5 separate regions of the Homo sapiens genome follow, and regions 2, 3, 4 and 5 are each linked to region 1. A link is a contact called in ENCODE Hi-C or POLR2A ChIA-PET data. All regions are on one chromosome and are shown on one strand. Each heading gives the region's core, a stretch centred on a gene start or an enhancer-like site at or near the end of the contact. The rest is flanking DNA. Distances are from core to core; before and after follow the strand shown.

What was found. Hi-C counts contacts between places; a loop is a spot of excess contacts on that map. ChIA-PET counts read pairs that join two places held with the same protein, here RNA polymerase II (POLR2A). Pooled maps may share reads with other maps.
Region 2: a loop to region 1 is called in a pooled map, with 4 times the contacts of the local background. The contact joins the promoter of SNHG4 here to the promoter of PSD2-AS1 in region 1. A Hi-C loop is called at or near these places in 6 of 50 pooled maps. POLR2A ChIA-PET finds 5 or more read pairs at or near these places in 2 of 52 experiments (B cell and CD8-positive, alpha-beta memory T cell).
Region 3: a loop to region 1 is called in a pooled map, with 3 times the contacts of the local background. The contact joins the promoter of MATR3 here to the promoter of PSD2-AS1 in region 1. A Hi-C loop is called at or near these places in 5 of 50 pooled maps. POLR2A ChIA-PET finds 5 or more read pairs at or near these places in 3 of 52 experiments (CD8-positive, alpha-beta memory T cell, RWPE1 and naive thymus-derived CD4-positive, alpha-beta T cell).
Region 4: a map of B cell shows a loop between it and region 1 (2.8-fold over the local background). The contact joins the promoter of SPATA24 here to the promoter of PSD2-AS1 in region 1. A Hi-C loop is called at or near these places in 1 of 168 maps with a recorded cell type or tissue (B cell), 3 of 37 single-sample maps with no recorded cell type and 9 of 50 pooled maps. POLR2A ChIA-PET finds 5 or more read pairs at or near these places in 1 of 52 experiments (WTC11).
Region 5: a loop to region 1 is called in a pooled map, with 3 times the contacts of the local background. The contact joins the enhancer-like site here to the promoter of PSD2-AS1 in region 1. A Hi-C loop is called at or near these places in 5 of 50 pooled maps. POLR2A ChIA-PET finds 5 or more read pairs at or near these places in 4 of 52 experiments (RWPE1, T-cell, activated T-cell and 1 more).

Annotation. Positions count from the first base shown.
Region 1 is chr5:139,744,689-139,747,588 of GRCh38, reverse strand. It overlaps PSD2-AS1 (PSD2 antisense RNA 1), which reads left to right and starts at 1,366. Exons shown (of 3, transcript NR_105053.2): 1 at 1,366-1,395; 2 at 2,330-2,419. It also overlaps a transcript of PSD2 not described here. RefSeq lists an enhancer at 849-1,496.
Region 2 is chr5:139,272,686-139,275,585 of GRCh38, reverse strand. SNHG4 (small nucleolar RNA host gene 4) reads right to left here and starts at 1,485. Exons shown (of 7, transcript NR_182757.1): 1 at 1,425-1,485; 2 at 972-1,222. It overlaps LOC124901081 (a long non-coding RNA gene), which reads left to right. Exons shown (of 4, transcript XR_007058956.1): 4 at 1,932-2,519. It also overlaps a transcript of MATR3 not described here. RefSeq lists a silencer at 1,412-1,491 and an enhancer at 1,782-2,131.
Region 3 is chr5:139,292,321-139,295,220 of GRCh38, reverse strand. It overlaps MATR3 (matrin 3), which reads right to left and starts at 1,481. Exons shown (of 15, transcript NM_018834.6): 1 at 1,416-1,481. It overlaps LOC124901081 (a long non-coding RNA gene), which reads left to right and starts at 1,664. Exons shown (of 4, transcript XR_007058956.1): 1 at 1,664-1,947. RefSeq lists enhancers at 3-705, 706-1,409.
Region 4 is chr5:139,402,702-139,405,601 of GRCh38, reverse strand. It overlaps SPATA24 (spermatogenesis associated 24), which reads left to right and starts at 1,513. Exons shown (of 6, transcript NM_194296.2): 1 at 1,513-1,658. The coding sequence starts at 1,542. RefSeq lists enhancers at 1,003-1,575, 1,521-1,750, 1,576-2,149.
Region 5 is chr5:139,458,096-139,460,995 of GRCh38, reverse strand. ECSCR (endothelial cell surface expressed chemotaxis and apoptosis regulator) reads left to right here. Exons shown (of 10, transcript NM_001077693.4): 2 at 2,813-2,857. Among named protein-coding and RNA genes, the nearest start is that of ECSCR, 3.2 kb to the left of the region's middle. RefSeq lists an enhancer at 1-71. Within about 2 kb of position 1,480, at least 15 of the 41 ENCODE cell types and tissues checked have a DNase peak (open chromatin) inside an H3K27ac peak, as active enhancers do.

The DNA.
Region 1 (2,900 bases), core at 117-2,616:
CCAGCACAAGCCTTCAGGAGGCCACCCATCCGGCAACAGCCTTCCTCAGCCGAAGGCGCCCTCCACCACATTCCTTCCGGCCCCAGATCTCCCCAGAGACGAGCCCAGAGGGAGGGACAGCCCCCAGCCCCCGCCCGGTCACCTCCGCCAAGCTGGCAGCTGGGCTTTCCCCCTCCTCTGCCATCCGCAGAGGCCTGAAGCGTGAAGGTTAACAGCTGGGGGGGAGGCTGCGTCTCCCTCTCTCACCCCCGCTCTGCTGCAGCCCCGCCCACCTGCCAGCCCAGGGGATGTCGTAAACAGGGCTGTGAGGTGTGTGTGTGTGCGGGGGGTTGGGGGTAACTGAAGGGGGGGAGACAAGAGAGAGTCAGACAGACAAAGAGAGGAACGAAAATGAGCAAGAGGCGAGCGGAGACCTGAGCAGAGACTGAGGGACAGAGACAGCTAGAGACAGAGACAGGCAGAGAAAGAAATGGAGATGGAGATGTGGAGATAGACACGGAGACACCCAGAGAGAGAAGGGAGGGAGGAGGAACCTCAGAGCCAGAGAGGAGACACACAATGAAAGTGGGAGGAGGGCGAAGGACCGGGCGAGGGGACAGGATACTGGCAGAAATGCAGGCTGCCTCGAGCTGCGGACGACCGTGGAGGGTGGGGACGAGCCGAGGTTGGGAGCAGGGTGCGACCCTGGGCTACCCTCACTCCTGCACCCACCACCAGGGCTGGGAGCCAGAGCGAGGGAGCGTCGCTGCCCCTGGGTGCGCCCTCCATCGCTACGCCACTTGCCCGCCTCGGCTTCCCCGGGAGCGCTAGATGAAGGGAATGGCGGGGTTGGGGAGCCGTGGGGGTCAGGGGGTGCTGCGCGGCCATCACACTGCCGCAAAGCCAGCCTGTCTAGCAGCCTCCCTCGCGCATCAGTCCAGCGGGCAGATATCGATCCCGCCCAGCCAAGCTCTATACTCGCGGCCTGCAGCCCGTTCTGTGGCGGTCCTACAAAGAAGCGGGGGTGCCTCACTTCTCGGGCCTCCCCCGCGGGGGATTCTGTACCAGAATAACACCCCCGGGGCCAGGGTCAGGGCGGCACACTCGCCCCCGCCTGTCCCAGCGCGATCCCATTCGGCGGGCCCAGGTAGCCTGCGGCAGGGAGAAGGCTCGGGTGACCCCCCAGCCCCGCCTTCTGCAGGGCGCGCGAGGCCAGAGGAAAAAATCTTCGCTGAGTTGATGAAGTTGAAGTTTCGTTCAGGGCGTGAAGGAGACAGCCAATCAGCGGGCCGTTATTTACATGGGCTCTCTGATTGGCTCTCACGGTGCCTCTTTAGAATGTTACTTTGAGACCTTCACAGAACGAAAAGCCCCCCGCTGGGGGTGGGGGAAGGCTCAGAAGCTCCAAGGTTTCATGTAGGGCTCCCCAGGCCAAGCTTTGAGGGAAGATGGGGAGCTTAGATATAGTTTTGTCCAGCTTTCACGATACAAATGACCAACTTGAGTCTGGAGAGACAGAGAGGTGGAGCTTGGCCTGGATCCAGGAGATGAGTTCGGCCTAGCGCTCTGCAGTGGGCCCACCACCCCTGATACCTAGACGTGTGGTCACCTTGGCGGTGGGGAGGAGGGGCTTGGTCCTGGCAACCCCTCTCATCCAATAGCAAGAGAGGGGCTGATTCAATGGTTTGAGGGGGCAGGAGCAGGTAAACCTGGCGGTGTCGGTCTTGTTTGTGACCGGACAGTGTGGGTGGTACCATCATGTTGGAAACCCCGCAAATAATGCAGCCCCAGAGGCAGGCCAGGCTGACCCTGAGGTCATGTTTCACTTGACAGCCTGGGCAGGCACACGTGAACACAGGAGACCCCCAGGCGGGGGCCTCGGGGCCTCAAGAAGTGGGTTTGCTCTGAAGGGAGTGGCACTGGGCAACCCGCAGCAGCTCCGCACTGCCCCGCACCCGCACTACCGCATCCAGCAGACACTGAGTCACTCTTGGGGACGGGGGCGAAGTCAGGACATTGGCAGCTAGGAGCAGAGAAGTTCTCTCAGAAGGCCTCCACCCTGCCTTCCCCACTGCGTCGGCCCCGCCCACCCATGCTGGGAAAAGGGCCCCCTGGGGTTGCCATTCGCAAATCCTGCCCAGTCTCCTGGCCCACACTCCTCCCCAGGCGACTCAGCATAGATGACTCAGGACTTGGAGTGGGGCTGTTAATGGGCAAATGTGGTGGTAGGGGGGCCTGAGTGTGTGGCCGAGGCTGGAAAGTCCCTCCACCATCTGCCTGTGGCAAATTGAGGGACAGGTAGGAGAATTCACTCTAGTGGGGTTCTAACCCTGCCCCAATTCTTTCACAGTGACACAGCCTGGAGACCCAGCTCTGTCACTCAACTCTACATAGCCTTCACCCAGAGCCTGACAGTGTATATGAACAAGAGGCTGTGCCTGTGAGTACTTGCGTGCCAGCAGCTGGCCTTGTGACATGCCCCTGTGGGACCTTGGGCTGCAGCATCAAGTGCTAGGGCAAACACCTTGTTTGCAGAAGACCCAAGGACCCCACAGCCAGTGCCAGGACAGCTAAGAGACTCCACCACCTGCCACCCCCCAGAACTTACCCTGCTAATGAACCAAACTTGCTGTGTGACTTTGAGTGCAGCTCGCACATCTCTGGGCCTCAAACTTCTCTGTAAAACCATGCCCTCCTGAATGTACCATTCCCAGTGGTGGCAGCTGCAGAGAAATCACAATAGCAGGGGCAGGGTCCAAGAAGGGCCTGAGAAGCTGGTTCAGCCTGTGGTCTGGGAGCCAAGTGGGGCAGGGACAAGATTGCCAAGTCCCACGGTTCTCACCAATTCTCATAATCTCATCTCTCCTCTTGTCTTCCTGCCCGCCTCATAAATAGCAGGAGGCTGGGCTGGGTCTGGGGCA
Region 2 (2,900 bases), core at 236-2,735, 470 kb after region 1:
CAGGATAATGTCTGGTATAGTGTGGGCACTCAGTAAACACCTGAGGAGCTACATTCCAAAAAAGGCTTAGATGGTGAATATGAGTGAGTAAAAAGGGAAAAGTTATCCAGTGAGAGAAACGGGCAGTGAACAGTGGGAACACTGGATAGAGGAGGGCCTCCAATACTTCCTGAAGGACAATAAAAACAGCACTTGGAAAAATAACTGCAGTATTGGATGTGAGGGGAATTGGAGGCAGTAGTCGTGCCAAGACCTCAACTACTGATTAAAAGCAATAACGAAAATGTTAGGCCGGGCGCGGTGGCTCACGCCTGTAATCCCAGCACTTTGGGAGGCTGAGGCTGGCGGATCACGAGTTCAGGAGATCGAGACCATACTGGCTAACACGGTGAAACCCCGTCTCTACTAAAAATACAAAAAAAAAAAAAAAAAAAAAAAAAAAATTAGCCGGGCGTGGTGGCGGGCACCTGTAGTCCCTGTTACTCGGGATGCTGAGGCAGGAGAATGGCATGAACCCAGGAGGCGGAGGTTGCAGTGAGCCGAGATCGCCCTACTGCACTCCAGCCTGGGCAACAGAGCAAGACTCCGTTAAAAAAAATAAAAATAACCAAAATGTTTGCACAAATGATAATAAATATTCCTACACAGTCACCATTTTTTTTTAGACGGAGTCTTGCTCTGTTACCAGGTTGGAATGCAGTGGTGCTATCTCGGCTCACTGCAATCTCTGCCTCCCGGGTTCAAGCGATTCTCCTGCCTCAGCCTCCCGACTTCAGGCGTGCGACACCACGCCCAGCTAAGTTTTGTATTTTTAGTAGAGACGGGGTTTCACCATGTTGGCCAGGATGGTCTTCTTCTCTTGACCTCGTCATCCGCCCGCCTCGGCCTCCCAAAGTGCTGAGATTACAGGCGTGAGCCACGCGCCCGGCCTCACAGTCACCATTATAATTTATGTAAGGCTAAGATCATACCTTTTTCCAGCCATCCCCAAATTTCACTCCTGACTTCCTCCAAATAATTTAGAGGAACAGGAAAATGAGTAGAGAGGGTTCATTGTTCGCTGGGTCTAAAAACAGATCTAAAAATAGCCTGCCCCTTTCAAGGCTCGGGTTAAAGGGGCTGACTCAGTTCCACCGGACATTTGTTCCTCACAAACCTTCCAAAGTCCCTGCCTCTGGCCCTGGGAGATCGAGGCTCTCGGAGTCAGGCTCTATGGGACTCCCTAGGGAGAAGAGGGAAGAGGGATGGTAGAAAAACAGGGGACGACTCCGAGGCCCAAGTCTCTTTCAGATGCCCTCCAAGCTCGGGATCACGAGGGGACGAACCCCAATTTCGTCCCGTGCCCCGGCAGAAGCCACCCTGCACTGCTTCTTTCCCCAGGCTGGGAAACCTCCAAGGACTCTCCCCTCTGGGTCCTTACTCACGCGCACGTGTTCGGAGCTCCGCAGGGCGCAGCAGCACCGGCAGAGGCCGGAGGGGAAAGGGCAGCCGGGAGCCGAGGGGAACCCCGCCCCGGGGCGGCTACTGGGCGTGGCTTCGGTGGGCGGGGCCCTTGACCCCGCCTAGGAAAGGCCGGGCTTTAAAAAAAAAAAAAAATGCGAGTGCGGTGGCAGAGGTGAACCTGCTTCTTAGAGGAGAGAAGGGCTGGGGTCTGAGCAATGGCTGGGTTTGTTGGACTCCCATCCCATCTCTTAAGGGTAGAAGGGGCGCATAGTTCGCAGCTGCTCAGGAGAGAATCTGTGTGTCCTAGTGGAGCCAGGCTTCCTGCCTGCCCACACTGAGCGCCCCCGGAACGCTGGTTCCGCTCACGAGCGTGGCGCCTTTCCGTTGCTGCAGGCCCAGCCCACGCTTTTGCGCTTCCCACGCATATCCTTTTTCTGGCTTTCTGCGGCAGCGCTGTCATTCGGCTAATGGATCGCTCACCCACGCAGGTCACCTTGGTCCACGGTCTTCGGGATCTTTCCAGGAGGTTTTCGAATAGATTAAGCCAGTCACTCCTACTGCTGACCTCTGCAGGACCGGCCTCCCTAGTGCCCTGCAGTGGGATTCTTCGCCGAGCTGCAGTAACTGAAGAACACTGGCTTTCTCTGCTAGACTTGCCCTGCACCATGGCACAGTCAGGCAGAGTCCTTGGTCAGGACAGACTGCCTGCAAGGCTACCAGGATTTCTTTGGAACACTAAAACTTCCCTCTCCCAGTGGCTAGAGTCCATATGATTCTGCTGGGGTCCAGAGTGGAAGGCCTACAAGCAGTGATTCCCAACTCCATTCTCTAATTCCCCCAAATTCCTTTCCGACACCCGCCCCCCAACAACAACAACCAATCCTGTAAGTTTTGCTGATCTCTTGCACCTGGCACCATTGCCAGGTGAACCCCTGGGAACCAAGCCACTGCCCTTGGCATCTGCCAACATGTTTCATTGTCTATTTCCTCAGCTCTTTCATAATGAAAAAGGTATGCTTCTTGTGCACCCCAACTCTTGCAGACCTCTCCTAAGAAAGCCCAGAGCCCCAGTTTGATTCCAGCAAGAGACCCTAGGCTGTAGGGCCAAAGAGCCACTGGAGGGGAAGTGGCAAGCTCAAATCCTCCCCAGTTTTGATGCAGTTGGACATAGGCTCTGGTTGGGAAAAGGCTTACATAAATACAGTAATTTAAAAAGTCACATGACCAGTGCTGGGCTGGTAGGCAGGAGCTCTGCTTTGCAGTTAAATAGGAATGTGGCTGAAGACTGCTGCCATAATCAATGCCCACATCCGGCTGTCACAGCGTGTTCATAAAGGAAGGTTATGAGAGCTATAAAACCAGGCAGATTGGGTGGGTAATTGTCCTACCGAGCTCTGCTAAAGGAGAAATTGCATTGGCATCTCATATATTTCGCTTTCTTTCCTTCCAAACACACA
Region 3 (2,900 bases), core at 232-2,731, 450 kb after region 1:
AACGTCGATAGACTGCGTAGATGACTGAGCCATTAGTAAAGAAATGTTTTTAAAGGGAAATTTTAAACATTTATTAAAATAGCCTGAAACATCATTTTTGTCCGCATAGTCAACTGTTTAGATTTCCCTGGGAGAAAAATGTATTTTACCGACTATTCAGAAATCTTAAGCCAAGGTTTAAAACACAGAACGCAGTACCAATACAAAATCTCGTGACCCCTACCTACGAAATCAACGATTCTTCACATTATTCCAGCGCGCCCGAAAGACTAGCCATTTCAGAACCACCATAACCGTTCTAGAAATATCTGGCTAAAAAACTGTAACTGATCCAATAGGAATATTCCACAGAACAGGGCCACAGAGCAGGATAAACACCTAGGGGATATTCATCCACGGTAAATGCCGAACACAGAACATGGCACAGAGCTCGAAATGCAAAGAACGATGCGGCGACTACACCACGGTACTCCAAAACCCTTTGTCTGGAAACCGGAAGGTCCCACACCACACGATCCTCTCTGGAGGAACCTGGACTAATACTATTTTGATAAAGAGAAAAAGGATGTGAGGTGACTTGACTAAACAAGTGCAAATCACCCGCCTCGCACTGTACTGCAGGCGGCTTGTTCCACGACGCAGTACGAAAAACAAGCGTTAACGTTTCATTTTTCGGCCATTTTTACGCGATGGGGGGCGGGGAGGAATTGTTTCTGATGTCCAGCTAACGCCGCGCGCGCGCGCGCGTGTGGGCCGGGAGTCTTAGGGGGCGCTCTGAGGCGATGGGCAAGGAGCGGCGTGAAGGCCGAGACACCGGGAAAAGAAAGAAACGCTGCTCAAACAAGCAGGCTCTTCAGAGTCTGCGAAATCCTCCATTTTGGGGGAACATTTTCAGAGAAAAAAAGGCGAACGGGTTATTTGGCACTGGCGCTACCCAAGGACTTAGATATCTTAACCATCCTCCTCAAACGGCAAGCCCCCAGTGTACAGTCTGTCCCTCAGGCCTCGAGCGAGCTCCTCCCTCCCCCTCAGCGCCGCGGCCCGCGTGTAACGGGCTAGTCGTCCCGCCCCCGCCCACAACGAGCCCAGGACGCGCAGGAAGCTCGGCCGGTCAGCGCACCTCTTCACCCAAAATCTCCCGCCGCACCCTGGGCCCTTGGCCGGCCGCGTGTTTCCCTCCCGGACCGCTCACCTCCGCCGCCCTAGAAGGCTGGTTGCGCCGCCACTGCGCTCCTAACATGGCGGCCGCCGATCAGGCGGCTCACATACGCAACGCGGAGGGAGGCAGAGCGGGAGCGAGCAAGAAAGGCGCGCCGCCGGCTCCCCGCAGCCCCTGTCGCCGTCGTTGTCCCCTCCCGGCGGACACGGAGAACCCCCAGCCACCCGACCCCGACTCTTACCCGCTTCACGCCTACCTTAGGGAAAGGGAGAGGGAAAAGGAGAGGTACCTCTCTCCCAGCGAGCGGGACGCGGAGACTCCCACAATCCCCCGCAGCAACGGCGCTGGCGAGAAGCGGCGGCAGCGGCTGCAGCCCAAGAACAAACCCACTCTCGCGAGAGAGCTCGCCCCCACCCCCTCGATCTGGTTCGGCGCGCGCCAGGCCCCTCCCCCTACTCAGCGCGCGCACCTCGCTCGTGCACTCGCCTGCGGTCGTTGTTCTTTAATCCCGGAGATCCCTCTCCGTCATCCAGCTGAGGCGGGAAATGGAGGAACAGACGTGGCTTACGAGTTCGAGTCCCATTCCCGAAAAGGCTGTTTGTCAACCTCCTGAATAGCATAATACAAAGTTTAAATAGGGTATGCCTTAGAAGGGATTCGCGAGAGTCCCTGGCTTAGACTCGACTTTTATGCTCTCTGGTTGTTCTGTTTGCCAAGGAATGGTGGAAAGCGCCAGATATTGGGGCCACAAAGGGAAAACGATACCATTTTGGCTGGTTTTTATTTAGGTATGTTTATTTATTTATCATAAATAAACTGTGTTGCTCAGGTTGGAGTGCGCTGGCGTTATCATGGCTCATTGCAGCCTCGAACTCCTATCCTCAAGGGATCCTCCCACCTCAGCCTCCCCAGTAGCTGGGACTACAGGCTCGCACCACCATGGCCAGCTAACTTTTTTATTTTTATTTTTTCCGTAGAGATGGTGTCTCGTTATTTTGCCTAGGCTGGTCTGGAACTCCTTGGCTCAAGCAGTGCTCCCGCCTCCGCCTCTCAGCATTGGATTAAGGGCGTGAGCCTACACGCCCAGCCAGCTGTTTTTTTTGTTTTGTTTTTTGTTTTGAGACGGAGTCTCACTCTGTCACCCAGGCTGGAGTGCAGTGGCGCGATCTCGGCTCACTGCAAACTCCGCCTCCCGGGTTCACGCCATTCTCCTGCCTCAGCCTCCGGAGTAGCTGGGACTACAGGCGCCCGCCACGACGCCTGGCTAATTTCTTTTTGCATTTTTAATAGAGGCGGGGGTTTCACCGTGTTAGCCAGGATGCTCTCGATCTCCTGACCTTGTGATCCGCCCGCCTCGGCCTCCCAAAGTGGCCAGCTGGTTTTTAAAATCAGGAATTCTGTGCAGGAGGGTCGTTGAGGCGGAGGACCGCGAGCCTTTTCCTTCCTAAAGACCACCGCCGCCTTTTGGTGAATTTGACTGAATGCAATACACTCTTGGGACTGAGGTACTGGTTAGGTACCCGGGTTGGAGGGATTTGAGCTCCGGCCTTCAGAGGCTTAAGTAAATTGTTTGGAGACCTAATCTGGCTGCAACTCTCTCCCCAACCATCCTTGCAGAACTCCGCATCTGGAGAGTTGGGAATTTTCCAGCACAGTTAATGATTATAATATGGAGTGCTTTCTATAAGGTGGGCAATGCAATAAGCAGTTTACACATAACCCTACAATAACCTTGAGAGGC
Region 4 (2,900 bases), core at 264-2,763, 340 kb after region 1:
AGAAACAAAACAAGGGCTCCCGCTGAGAGAACCACAGGGATGGCCAAGTTTGTCAGGCCCCCCGGGGGGTTTTGGGGAGCGGCTTGAATGACTTACCCTGAGCTTTCTGCCTCCTTTCATAGTCACTGGTAACTTTTTTTCCAAACTCCTTGTTAGTATAGTCATTTCCTACTTGGGGGTATCAAATTCCATAACTTCCACCCATGACGTGCAACACAAATGCAGCACAACATCCTGGTTAAGAACATGAACTCCAGGCCCAGCGCGGTGGCTCATGCCTGTAATCCCAGCACTTTGGGAGGCCGAGGCAGGCGGATCACCTGAGGTCAGGAGTTCGAGACCAGCCTGGCCAACATGGTGAAACCCCGTATCTACTAAAAATAAGAAAATTAGCCAGGCGTGGTGGCGGGCGCCTGTAATCCCAGCTACTTGGGAGGCTGAGGCAGAAGAATCCCTTAAACCCGGAAGGTGAAGTTTGCAGTGAGCCGAGATCACGTCCCTGCACTCCAGCCTGGGCGACAGAGCGAGACTACATCTCAAAAAACAAACAAACAAAAACACGGACCCTGGAACCAAACTGCCCATAGCAGAACTCCGTTCCACAACTTACTAGAGTGACCTTGGGCAAGTTATTCATTCTCATTCTCATAGAGCCTAGGTAAAAAGGGGCTGATAGGAGTTCCATGAGGGTCACATGAAATAATATAAACATAACGGTGCCACGAAATAGTGAACACAATATATATTCGCTCTGATGTTCTCCAAACCTAATCTTATTTGGGTTTCCAAGAAAAAAAAAAAAGCCTTCAATAGAGACTTGGTGAGTGTGCGTAATCACCGTATCCTTCCCTGACTTCATTTTACTAAACTCTCCTCCTTCAAGCCCTCTTCAGTCCTCCTAATCTCTTCAGGGTCCTCCTCCTCGGGTGGTGGCACATGACTCTAGTGCAGACTCTAGTGCCCAGAGCCTGGTATCAGAGTATGAAGACTTTGATCTCAGGTGTAGCCATTCTCATTTTTTATCTTCGTCTATCTTCCGTGCTTAGGCTTAGGACCCCTAAGTACTAAGTGTGTTCCAGGAGGCTGGAATCTCATACAATGGAGGAAATTTGGAGATTAGGATAAAGATTTGGAGAAAGAGGCATGAGAAGCTAAAGATGCAGGAGTTGCCTATGCTGGCTCTTGCTTCGTGGTCATGCAGTTTAACAGGCCCTGGGTGAAGGCTGAGGGCTGCTGTTTTGAGTGTTGCCTGCTCGCAGGCAAGGAAAGTACAAGCCGGGCCCTGCCGGCTTCTCAGGACTGCGTGAGAAACAGAAGACGCAATAAAAGCGCAATTTCCTGTAAACTTAAATGCCTTAAGGGTTGTCAGCAGTTTCCCCGCTCCAGGCGGCTCCTTTAAGAGGCGGCCCCTCGCCCCGCTAACATAGGAAGTCCCCGCCCCCCGTTGCCAGGGTGCTCTGTGGCGTCGCATTCTCATTGGTGGGCGACGGCGAGGATCACCCCCGAGGCAGCCATTTCCAACTAGCTGGCGGGGGCGGAAGATGGCGACGCCCCTCGGGTGGTCGAAGGCGGGGTCAGGATCTGTGTGTCTCGCTTTAGATCAACTGCGGGACGTGATTGAGTCTCAGGAGGAACTAATCCACCAGCTGAGGAACGTGGTATGCAGCCAGAGGAGTTTGGGGAGAGGCGGGGCCGGATGCCTCACTGGTGGGGGCGGGGCCAGAACCTGTTCCGATGCGGGGGCCGTGGCTAGAACGCATGGCCCATGGCGTCATCAGGAGGAGGCCGGGCTCAGTCGGTAGGGGTGGAGCCAAAAAGGGGCGGACCTTCCTGAACCAGGGAATTTTAACTAAAATCAAGCCATATTCTCCCTTCCGTTTGCCTGGTTGCTGCAAGAGCTGGTAGAGAGTCCCTGAGCCTCAGTTTCCCCATTTTCAGTGGAGATGACGTCACTGAGTTCCCATGGCCCTCCTGTGCAGGCAGAGAAACTGTCATCCCTTCTATTATGGACACCATTCCCGAGAGTCAAAGGCAGTGCCGTGTTGAATGCAGTAAGCGCAGATTTGGCCCTTGCCAGCGCTAACTTAGGGGCCTCCAAGAACTTTACATGCCTTAGCTTTTGCCTTCTCAATCAAACCCCAGCTAATGGGTGCAAAGCATTGCAGTCACAGATTACCTGGGTAGGCATGATAGAATCCTGGCCATCTGGAGTTCATGGTTTTTCTGGTTTTGTTTTCCTGTCTTGATAAGAAGGTTAGGATGTATCTCCATCTCAGAAATAAAACTGGCTTCACATCTACTTCTCATTCTAAGTTGTTCTTAGACAATTTCTTCCCTTCTGGGAAGTTGAATGTGGGGGAAAGGGGAGAGAGACCTGTCCTATTTGCTACCCTAATGCTCTCATTCAACAAAATATATGGAGCTCTAGGCACTGAATTGCCTTTGATTCCCTGAAGGTACCCAGGTCTTCCTCTTGGCAGCTGACCTTGGCATGTGTGTCCCCACCATCCAGAGTGCTTTTCTCTCTATCCCTCTTCTGGCCCACCCTATATAGCAGTCAGATCTCAGGTCTAACATCCCCTTCTCCGGAAGTGATTCTGACCCTTCCCCAGGCTGGGTTGGGGCCTCCTCTGAGCCCCAGATCCCCTTATGTCTCCCCATCAAGGCACACAACATGTTAGAAGTGCTAACTGTGGACTGCCTCCTCCATGAGACTGGCTGCTCCTTGAGGGCAGCACTTAGAGCTGAGTCTCAGTTTATCTGTGGAACTGAATTCTCCCTTCCCAAGGCCTCAGTCTCATCCTAGGTACCACGAGCATCATCCTGTTATCCGCTTTTGGTCCTGGTCCCTAGAGGGCGCCCCTTCTACTCCAGCCCCAGGCCCTCCCTCAGCCAGGCTC
Region 5 (2,900 bases), core at 231-2,730, 290 kb after region 1:
TAGAGACAAGGTTTTACCATGTTGCCCAGGCTGGTCACTTGTACTTCAAAGTAAAGAAAACTGAGGCCTAGGTCAGACAGCGACAAAGCCAGGACTTGAACTCAGGCTTGCCAGGCTCGATTAAAATCCACGATTTTAACTTCTAAACTATGCTTTTGAGGAAAAAATGGGGAGGGGTGTGTGTGGAGATAGACTAGAAGGGGATAAAGCAGACAGAATTAGAGAGGGGAGACCTGGGAAATCAAAAATTCCTGTGGCTAGAGTTCTTTGGGAATCTGCAGGCCCAGTGGTCAGAGACACCCTCGGCTGTAGACACAGATGCTCCCTAAGTCCCTCCCTTACCCACAGAGAAATCTTTGTTGGTGACAAAAAGTTTGGGTAGTGGGAGGGGCAAGAGGCAAAGAAAGAGCAGGGTCTTGAAGCTTGTGACTTTGGAACTCCTCCCAAGCCACTGAATAATTTTCTTTCTAGATAAATGCAGGAAGGCAGTTCCCTGTGCCTTCCCTGTACCTTCCCACCAAAAACTAAGTTATAACCTTACAGCATTTAGATAGTACATTAGGCCAGGCTCGGTGGCTCACGCCTGTGATCCCAGCATTTAGGATGCTGAGGCGAATGGATCACCTGAGGTCAGGAGTTTGAGACCAGCCTGGCCAACATGGTGAAACCCCATCTCTACTAAACATACAAAAATTAGCCGGGCATGGTGGCAGGCGCCTGTAATCCCAGCTACTCAGGAGGCTGAGACAGGAGAATAGCTTGAGCCCGGGAGGCGGAGGTTGCAGTGAGCTGAGATCGCGCCACTGCACTCCAGCCTGGGTGACCAAGAGCGAAACTCTGTCTCAAAACGAAAAAAAAAAAACAAAAAATACATTACATATGCTGGATTAGTAACTGATACATGTTTTCAGGACATGCCTTGGGTTAAAAGGATTCTCCAAGGGTCCTCCCCAGCTAGAAAGGGTTTTCTCTAGCCTGGGCTTCCTATAAATTTTGACTCCCCTCTTGACCATCCCCCTCTCGCCAACAAGGGAATGGGGCTCTCAGAAATGGTGATCTAGAAAAACATGGCCCAGGGTTTGGTAATTTTACACTTGGAAGCAATTAATTCTACACTATCCAGATGATAGCCCCATGGAGGAAGGCAGTGGCTTAAGGAAAATAAGCAGAGCAGCAGGTTGCCACAGGCTGGGGTGGGCCCCTGGCACCCAGCCGCCTCTGTCCACCCAGGCCTGGGCTGAATGCTCCCCTGATGCTGAGAGACCAAGGGAGCAGCAGAGCCAGGCCAGGGGCTGTAGTCCCTGCTCAAGCAGAGGGACGGGAACCCAGCTGGGCGGCTCCACTTCCCCACGTTGTTTTCCTTTCACATTGTTCACAGGTTTCAAGAATGATTTCATTGTGGAAAATGAGCAAATACAACCTGACCTTTCAGGTTCCACATACACAGCGGGACACACACAAGGGCACACGAGCATGCACATACATTTGCATAGAGCCCCGCAGACACACGTGTACATACAAAAAAGCCAGTGAGGGCTTCTGATTGGGGACTCTTGGTGACTGACCCCTCTCTGGGTTTGGTCAATAACAACCATTTCCTATGTATCCTCTGCCTGTGAGAGTGAATGGGTTGCTCATGCTAGAGCTTCCCTGCCTCCTATATATACCTCAGAACTTACTTTCTGCACAGGCCCCTACCTCTAGGCAAGATACAAGCCCTAATCCCCATCCCCATCTCACTCACCTTCCCGTCTCTCAGCCCCTTCCCTGGGGGCAGGACCAGGGTGACAGTAGCTTAAGGTAAACATTAGCCTAGAGACCTGGAGTCCTGGGCCCTTCCTTGTCTAGGTGTGGCAGGTCATTGATCTTCTGTCCTTAGAAATGTCACTAGTTTAAAATAACCTTCTCCTGACTCTGCATCAGGTTGGTAAAATGCCCATGTCAGATTGAAGAGACAGGGAAGGACTTCGGGACTCTGAGCCATGAGGTGGTGGTGATGTTGCTATTGAGTCACAGTCTCAGAGGAAGCCAGCACCGTGAGCCACAGCCCACATCCTTTAGTCCTCTGCCTAGTGTGTCTGCCTTCCAGCATGGTAGGCTTAGAAAGCCAAAACGTTTTTTTCTGTTTTCTTTTCTTTTTTTTTTTTTTTGAGACAGAGTCTCACTTTGTCTCCCAGGCTGGAGTGCAATGGCATGATCTCAGCTCACTGCAACCTCTACCTCCCGGGTTCAAGCGATTCTCATGCCTCAGCCTCCCAAGCAGCTGGGATTACAGGCGTGTGCCATCAGGCCTGCTAATTTTTGTATTTTTAATAGAGGCAGGGTTTCACCATGTTGGCCGGGCTAGTCTTGAACTCCTGACCTCAAGTGATCTACCCACCTCAGCCTCCCTAAGTGCTGGGATTACAGGTGTGAACCACCGCACCTGGCCAGTGTTTTCTTTTCTTTTTTCTTTTTCTTTCTTTTTTTTTTTTTTTTTTTTTTTTTTTTTTTTTGTTGAGATAGGGTCTCCACCTGTTGCCCAGGCTGGAGTGTAGTGGTGCAATCATAGCTCACTGCAGCCAGCCTCAACCTTCTGGTCTCAAGCAATCCTGCCACCTCAGCCTCCTGAGTAGCTAGGACTCCAGGTGTGCACTACTGTGCCTGGAGAATTTAAAAAAAAAAAAAAAACAAAACAAAACAAAATTTTTTTTTAGAGACAGGGTCTTGCTATGTTGCCCAGGCTGGGCCAGAAGGCATTCTAAGGGTTCCTTTCTAGGCTCTGTGCTGGGCAGGGGACTTACCAAGCTATGTGTTTTGCTTTCTCTTGCAGGCCACAACTCCCAGCCCACAATGACCCAGACCTCTAGCTCTCAGGGTAAGACCAAACACATGGGTCTACTCCAGCGTGTAGGCCTAGG